Linked DNA regions of Homo sapiens: region 2 is linked to region 1. A link is a contact called in ENCODE Hi-C or POLR2A ChIA-PET data. All regions are on one chromosome and are shown on one strand. Each heading gives the region's core, a stretch centred on a gene start or an enhancer-like site at or near the end of the contact. The rest is flanking DNA. Distances are from core to core; before and after follow the strand shown.

The links. Hi-C counts contacts between places; a loop is a spot of excess contacts on that map. ChIA-PET counts read pairs that join two places held with the same protein, here RNA polymerase II (POLR2A). Pooled maps may share reads with other maps.
Region 2: a map of endothelial cell of umbilical vein shows a loop between it and region 1 (3-fold over the local background). The contact joins the promoter of PROM1 here to the enhancer-like site in region 1. A Hi-C loop is called at or near these places in 8 of 168 maps with a recorded cell type or tissue (A673, Caco-2, Calu3 and 5 more), 1 of 37 single-sample maps with no recorded cell type and 19 of 50 pooled maps. POLR2A ChIA-PET finds 5 or more read pairs at or near these places in 6 of 52 experiments (H1, WTC11, activated CD4-positive, alpha-beta T cell and 2 more).

What each region holds. Positions count from the first base shown.
Region 1 is chr4:16,194,355-16,198,216 of GRCh38, reverse strand. The region is part of intron 3 of TAPT1 (transmembrane anterior posterior transformation 1); the gene reads left to right. Among named protein-coding and RNA genes, the nearest start is that of TAPT1, 30 kb to the left of the region's middle. Within about 2 kb of position 1,541, at least 5 of the 41 ENCODE cell types and tissues checked have a DNase peak (open chromatin) inside an H3K27ac peak, as active enhancers do; they include endothelial cell of umbilical vein, where a contact is called at or near this core.
Region 2 is chr4:16,081,892-16,086,196 of GRCh38, reverse strand. PROM1 (prominin 1) reads left to right here and starts at 2,174. Exons shown (of 28, transcript NM_006017.3): 1 at 2,174-2,219.

The DNA of each region.
Region 1 (3,862 bases), core at 292-2,791:
TGCAAACTTGCCATGGTTTTTGACTTAAGTAAAATAAAGACCCTGTCCCTTCACTAAGGCTGAGGACAAGGGTGGTTCTACAGTGCCTTAAGTAAACCCAGCCTTCATCATGATGGCTCATCCAGCAGGGTGTTTTGCTGGCTTTGACCCTGTTGTTTAAGTACTGTTCATTATGAGATGTTGGCAGGGTAATTATCTGCAGTCATATTTGTGTGTGGTGTTTGCCAAGGATGCACTCCCTCCCTAAAAGTTAATGTCTGTCCTCAGTGATCTCAAGAATACTTCACTGAAATAGTTTCTGATGAATTAACAACCTTGAAAAATCTTTGCCCACAAATATTTTGTTGTAGACTTAAAAAAAAAATTAGAAAATGCATCTAAATTCTTTAAAAGCAGATTCACTTATGTATATCTTCCCTCTTTCCCAGATAAGAGTAGTGTCATTTTAGAAATCATTTGAGAAACTTCTTGAACGAGGATAATCTTTTTAATGATTCATGACATATAAAACAGAACTAAGTTTTGATTTATTATATGAAGTGTCTATTCCTTGGAAGAATGATAGAATTTTTTGTTTTTCAGAAAAGCAGACTGCTCTATATTATGTTAGAGGTACGAAACATCCTTTTTCCAAATTTGCTTGTAGAATTGAATGAAAAATAGCTAATTATGTACATTTGATTTACCTGGCATTTTTGTCAGCCCTCTATTCTCCTGAAATTTGTGACTTCGTTTTGTGCTTTAGAATTCTCAGTCACGTAAGTTAAAAGTTAAAGAAGATTGTAGAGAAAAATGATATAGCCTGGTACCAAGAATTGAGTTATTGTTGAAAAAACTTTACTGAAACATTTTAGAAAGTGATACATGAGTTGAACAGGCTTAAGTAATAAATGCCGGAGTGTTTTTTGGTTTTTGTTTTTTACTATTAGAGCAACTAAAATATGTGTGAGCAAATGTTCTGTCCCCTGGCCCGGCTTTAGGCATAACTCTCACATGAGGCTTCACAGGCTTTTATTTTTCTTGGTTGAAGAGGCAATAGTATCATTTTCTTTTGAGAGTTTATCCCATGGGAGAGCTCTTGTCTCCCAGAATTATGAATTTCAGATGCTTGAGAGTTTCCTAACCTTTTGAGTTTCCTTCGTATGCCTTACCTCTTTCGAAATAGTTCTGCCCAAGATTAACCTCACCTATATGTTATAATAGATTTTTCTCTTTTTAGACAAAATTAAGCCTTGATTTTGGCCTAAGTGATTGATGCCACCACTGTAGCACAAGTAGGGAGAGCTCTTGGTAACTTTCTCTGGGGAAACAAATATGCCTTTTACTTCCTTTTACCAGGGCTGATCTATGTGGCTTATTTGTTGAGAGCAATATATTTGTTATTAGAAAGTCTTCGTAACACCAGGTTTTATTGTCCCGTTTCCTCACCATGGAGCTCTAAGTAGCGTAGCAACATTACAATCTTCTCTCTTTCTTTCTCTCTCGTAAATCAGACCGAAGGGAGGAGCACTTTCACTTCCTTTATAGAATGGAATGTGGTGGCACAGGGACTCCTTGTGGTGAGTAAACCCTGATTTTTCCTTCTATACTCTTGGCCAAATTGACATTCATTAAATGCAAAAGTAAACAGGATAGGCAGACATAGCCATTAGGGGGTAGAAACATACTGAAGAAAATGTGGATCCCTGTCCTTTTTAAAATAGCATCTTTACTTGGTCTTAAAGCTTTGTCCACATTTCTTTGTGAAGGATTTGACTGTGATTTCACCTAACATGAAAATCCGCTCAAAAGTCATCTTTACACATGTTAGCTTAGACTTAGCAAATACTTCATCCCCAAAGCCACAGAAATTGGCTGAGCTTAATTCCTTCCATATAAGCAGTTTTTATTTTGCATTACTAAAATTGTGAACATAGCTTTATAAATAAGTTATTTTTTTCAGTATAGTTTGAAATTAAAGTTTAAGAAATGGTTTGAATCATTCCGTTTAAGTATTTATTTTTCTGTTACATATGAGTCAAACTGAAGATTTAAGATACTTAATTTTCTAATTCAGGAAAACATCTTGATTTCACTACTTTATTCCAGTTTACTTAAATTATAAAAGGATTTCACTTTCAAAAATAAAAACATATTATTTTGCATTTTTATTTCAGTAGTGCTTGTGTTTCTTCACTCTTCCAATTATACCACAAATGGCTGAAAATATTGAGAGAGAGCGAGAGATCTAGTCTATGTATTTTGTAATGAAATAACTCATGCTAATACTCTGGCATGTTTCAACACTGATTTGAAATAACTATGCAGGGATTCTCCCATTTTTCTCGCTCATTTTTGGTGCCACATCTTCCTTCTTGATCTTTCTGTCCACTACTAGATGTTACTTTAATCATAGTTAGCATATTATCTTCCCCTAAAGAGGAAAAGGAAACAGCTTACCCTTGATCGTCTTTCTCTACTGTATAATTCAGTTTCTGTAAGTCTATGAGCCCTTTGAAACAACTAGAGATGCTCTAACTGGTAAATTGTACAATGTAAAATTGTACAGTTACCAGAAATACAATGGAAATGGAAATGTTTGTAAGAATAAAAAGTAAAATTTTGGAAATTTAGCTAATTTGGTTTCTGTAAGGGTGGTTTTACTAGAAATTTTTAAAAGAATTCTGTTTAAATGTCTTATGTTGAAAAATGTTTAAGTTTTGTTAAATACCTGATGTAATATTACTTGTGTGATGACATACACCCAAACCTGCAAATTAGATTAGTGGGTTTTTCACTTTGCCCAACAGTATGTTTCACTTGTTTATGCTTTCATATGGGGTTTTCATCATTTGCAAGGTGAATTGCCAGTAACCACCACTTAGCCATTTATAAGAACTGTAGCATGAAAGTATTTTTCAAAAGCCAGTTCGGGGTTGAATGGCAGGGCCTTGGATAAGCTTCTTAGGGAGTTTGAAGTGCTTATCAGATAGTCATCTAAAAATATCCTGGCAGAGAAGGAACAAATAAACTGATTGGTTCAAGTTGTTTTAACCAGGTAAACTTATTTGTGAGGTTAGGTCTTTTCTTAGAAAGAGGCTGTGGTACATACAGCTGTCTTTTAAGATGCCACCTTAGAAACAATTTTTTATTTTGGCAGCCTTTCTTTTTTATTAACAAGGACATTTATATGAAAACAAGACCCTTATCGGGCACGGTGGCTCAAGCCTGTAATCCCAGCCCTTTGGGAGGCCGAGGCCGGTGGATCACCTGAGGTCAGGAGTTCAAGACCATCCTGGCCAACATGGTGAAACCCTGTCTGTACTAAAAATACAAAAAATAAGAAGAAGAAGAAGAAGAAGAAGAAGAAGAAGAAGACAGAAATCAAGACCCTTGTTTTTTAAAGGTTCTGCTTCTTGTATTCTTTATATGAATAATATTCCTCCTGAAAATCACAGTCATTCCTGCAGCAACCAATTATGATGTTAGCAATGGATGGAACGCTTCCACCAGAGCAGGGGGTGCACAGAAAGCAGTGAATTCAATATGTGTATATCGTATATATATCATAATAGTCCAGTTTTTTTTTGCGTTCATTTTTAGAAATACCAAATGATAGATAGGTTTGTTTTTTTGTACAGCAATTTATTGAGATGAGATTGCGGTACAGTGATAAAGTATCCAGTGTAAAATTTTACAGAAAGATAGTAGGTTCTGAGTTGTTGATTCCTGCAAGTTTAGAAGTTCTGTTTTAAAAAGTCTAGAGTGCAGATGTTTCTGAAGAGCATGCCTTCTGGAGCCAGGTTGCCAAGTTTCCATCCCTGCTGCACCGTGTGGGAACTTAATCACTGTACAACCACAGGCATGTTCCTGACTGTCCCTT
Region 2 (4,305 bases), core at 925-3,424, 110 kb after region 1:
CACAAGCACTCCCTTAGCTCCCCTGTCTGGTGTCTCAGTAAGTCGCATGCCCTCCAAGTCTACTGGCTCTGAGCTCAGCATTTGGGCTTGCTTAGGAGTTGCTGTCCTTGTGGCCTAGGCTGCCTTTAAGGTTATTTGGGGCCCCAGAGCACTTTACTGAAACTCAAGTTTTCACCACTGGTATGGGCTATTTCCTCTGAGGGAAATTGGCTGAGTTCAGCCTAGTTTTGCTTTCTGCTATGACAGAGCAGTACTGAGTTCAATTCAAAGTCTCCCAATCACTGCACTCTCCCTTTCCCAAGCCACAAGGCTGCTGCTGCTGGGGGATGGAGGACTGGCGGCATTGGCAAATCAAAACTGTCTTTCCTGGCTTCTTCAGTGCCTCTTTCAGTAATATGAAATTAAAACCAGGTATTGTGGTTACTCACCTGATTTTTGGTTCTTATAAAGGTGCTTTTTGTGTGTGTAGATAGCAGTTAAATTGTGTTCCTAGCCGGGGTGGGGGGTGGGTGGTCAAACCTTCTATTTGACCATCTTGCTTCACCCCTTTCTACTGATACTATTGTTGTTGATATTATTAGGAATGAAAATGAGCCCTGTGAGTTATAATTGTCTTCATTTTGCAGACCAGGAAACTGAGGCTCAGAGAAATATTAAGCAGCCAAAGTCACAGCGATTAAAAGAGGCGGGACCAAACTTTGACGGAGATCAGGACCCACTCCTTTGAGAAATCACCTCTTTTGCTAGCTCCAGCCTAAAAGTGCTATCTAGGAGAAGGTTTATGGGACCCCAGCAGATGTTCAACCAGAAACTTCTGACCTGCAGGGGCTGCAGAGGGGAAATCTGCCCTGATTAGAAGAGATTTGTTTTCCACCCATATTAGTTTGATCTCACATTGCTATAAAGAACTACCTGAGACTGGGTTTCAGAGGCTGTACCGTAGGCATGGCCAGAGAGGCTTCAGGAAACTTACAATTATGGTGGAAGAAGGGAAAGCAAGCACATCTTCACATGGCAGAAGGAGAGACAGAGCGAGCAAAGGGGAAGTGCCACACACTTTTAAATCATCAGATATCCTGAGAACTCACTCACTATCATGAGAACAGCAAGGGAGAAATCCGCCCTCATAATCCAATCACCTCCCACTAGGTCCCTCTCCCAGTGAATTATAATTCAATATGAGATTTGGATGGGGACACAGAGCCAAACCATCTAACCTTGCCATGTCCTACTGTACTTTTTGGAAGTTTTCTGAACTAACATTTCTTGTCTAGAAATATACACACTCAAGATCAATCTAACTATTAAAAACAAAAAATGCTTATTTTCCAGTACCTGTTTTATGTTAGATTCTGGGGTAAAAAGAAAAAGGTACTGACTTAATGTTCCTGTCTATCATTCATTTGTAGCTTGTGCATCCATCCTTTCATCTGTCTATCCATATCACAAACATGTATTAAACACCTGCTGTATGCTAGACACCATCCTGAAGGTGCATTTCTTCCCTAAGTCTTTTTTTTGCCTGCCGGAGAGTACAGTATTCTCAATTCAAGATAAGAAGTGGTGAATAAGAGTGAAGTGCAAATTGGTGAGGACACTTAGACACCGAGTGATTACTTCTGACAGGTTTCCACCACTCAGCTAAGTAGCAAGGTGAAGACTCCGAGGTTGAGTTGTAACTCACAGAGCGGGAAGACCAATAGGCAGTGAGAAAAGAAGTTGCAGTGGCTTCACGTTATAGCAGATGCCTGTGTGTACACATGGGAGCGAATATGGCTTTATGCTGTTTTTCAACCGCTTCAGCCACTAGCATTGGTACTGCTGCACACTAAGGATCCAAATGATTGTTTTTTTGTTTTTTGTTTTGTTTTGTTTTGTTTTGTTTTGTTTTAAATTGCATTGGGATTAGGCAACAGAAGGGTCTAATGCGGCCGGGATGAGACAGGAGAGTTTTTAGGAGGGTAGCTGCATTCTAAGTAAGGGACTCTGCGGGGGGAAAAGAGGCGCAAGCGTTGCAAGAAGGGAGTGCAGGGGGTTGAGCAGGCACCTCTACAGGAAATGGATGCTGTCCAGGTGCTGGTGGGCGCCCCAGGGCTACGTGGCGAAGCAGCTCAGCCGGTCCAATCAGAGTGCGTCCAGGGCTCGGGTTTCGCGATCTTTAAGTGACTGAGGCAGATCCCCACGCGGCACCTGGCCATGCTCTCAGCTCTCCCGCCGCGGTGAGTATGTTTAAGGAATCCTTTCCATTACGGCGGCCCCATACCTAGGTCCCCGTCCGGGACAGAGGAAGCCGCAACGGGTCCCCCCGGGCACCCGGGCCTTTCTCCTGCCTCCCGCCACGTCCGAGGGTCCGGCCGCAGCGCCGCCTGAGCCCCTCCGCGGCCGGCAGTGGGAGGCGGGCTCTCCGAAAGCCGTCGCGGTGGTCCCAGAAGCCGGGTCATAAATAATTCACGAGCCAGGGTCTGGCGAGCTAAGGGAAGGGCGGCGGCAGCGGTGACTAGGGCGGGAGCAGGAGCGGGAGCCGGGTGCACGGTGAGTAGCTGGGTCCTCATCCCGGAGCGAGAGAGGCATCTGCTGACCAGGCGCGGGGCTGAGCGCACTCCTTCCACTGTACTGGGGGTGTACAGTGAGGAGTGGACGGGTTCGCTCTGCGCCCCCCTTACCCTAGCCATCTGCGCCGCCTCCCTGGCCCCTCAGCAGGTGGTGCGGGCCCGGACAGCGGCTGGGGGCCAGAGGAACTGCGGGGAGAGCGTGGTGGTGCCGGTGCCCGTCCAACCCAAACTTTTTAGTCTGAGTGGTGGCCCGCGACGCCCCGCTTGGGTCTTCTTTCCATCCACTGGGGATGGGGGCGGGGGTGGGGGTAGCCGGCGGCCGTGGTTCCGGAGCGGGAGTCGGAGGTGAGTGTGCGAACTGGACCGGGGCCCCAGAGACTTCGGACTCGCTCTCGGGGAGAACGGTGACCGAGGTGAGACTCGCCAGGGTCTTGGGAACGAGTCTGCGGTAAAGGAAACTCTAGGGATGGCCCCGGGGACGTGAGGCGCTGAGCTTCCCTGGCTGAGTGCGGAAATGGGCCAACACTGTGCAGCCGACCACAGCGGGAGTAGGGATATGGGGGTACAAAGCGAGGCCATCTCCCCGCGTCCGTGGGAGAAAGCATGCACCCCTGGCTTGAAGCACCTTCCCAGCCTCTCGCTCCACGGCCCTTCTGCTTGCATGCGCGGGGACCCGCGGCTATCGCTAGATGGAGAACTGGGGTGCTCAAGGCGCACCCTGCCAGAACACGCCGACCGGACAACAAAGAGGAGCGTGGACAGACCAGGAGCTTCACGGCTGTAGAAAGTCAGAGGCTCGGGATCAGTTTCCCCGAAAGCCCGTGTCTGGAGGGGCAGGGAGTCGGATCGGAGGGAGGAACTAGCTCCAGAACCCCTTCTCTCTGGCAAGATCGCCCCCGATCGGTGCCCAACAGGGGCCGCGGCGGGGAACTGGCGCCGACGCGCTCAGAGCAGCCAAGTTACTCCGGCAACCCCCTCCCCTGCGCGGCTGCGAATTCCTGGAGTCTCTTGGCTTCCCGCGCCCGCCCCGCCGCTCATTCTTTTGTGTCCCGCAGCTCGCGAGAGGCTTCCGCCCAGAAGGGAGCTAGGCCTGGAGGGGGCTTGGCCTGGAGGTGGTTTGGAGGTAAAGGGCGGGGAAGCCGGCGCCCCAGGCTTCATTCTGCAACAGGTTGCTCCTGGAGCCCGCTAAGGCGACTGACCTTTCTGGAGAAAGGTTTGCTGGAGTTCCTGAGGGCGGCAGCTGTTCTTTGTTAAGAAAGCAAGTGCACGATCGTAGTTCTTGAGTGCCCCCCGAGACTCATGCGACACGAACAACCGCTGCGATATGTTGGGTTGAATCATAAGAAATTGTCGGTTTTTTGGATGGAAGATGTGAATATCGTCAACCTCATATGATTCAACTTGTGTGATGTTACTCATTTTTCTTTTCTCACCGTCCTTTCTGTCCCGGTTATCCTAGGAGCCCCGGTGGAGTTGAGCTCAGAGTATTGATGCTAGCAGAAGCAGACAGACCCCAGATAGCCTTCCAGCTGCGTGCCAGGTGCTTTACCTATTAGATCGCTAGCCTGCGAACCCTATGCGAAATCCTCCTTTGACAGAGGAGCAGAAGAAGGGTTGGAGAATTCAAACAACTGTCATCTTGGCAGAGTTAGTAAGGGGGACCAGAGCCCCCTTACTGTTGCTGTTGTCTGTCTATTCAGCAGTGCCCTTTAGTTTATTCTTGTTTTTTTTTTCATGTGTTCCATAATTTTTT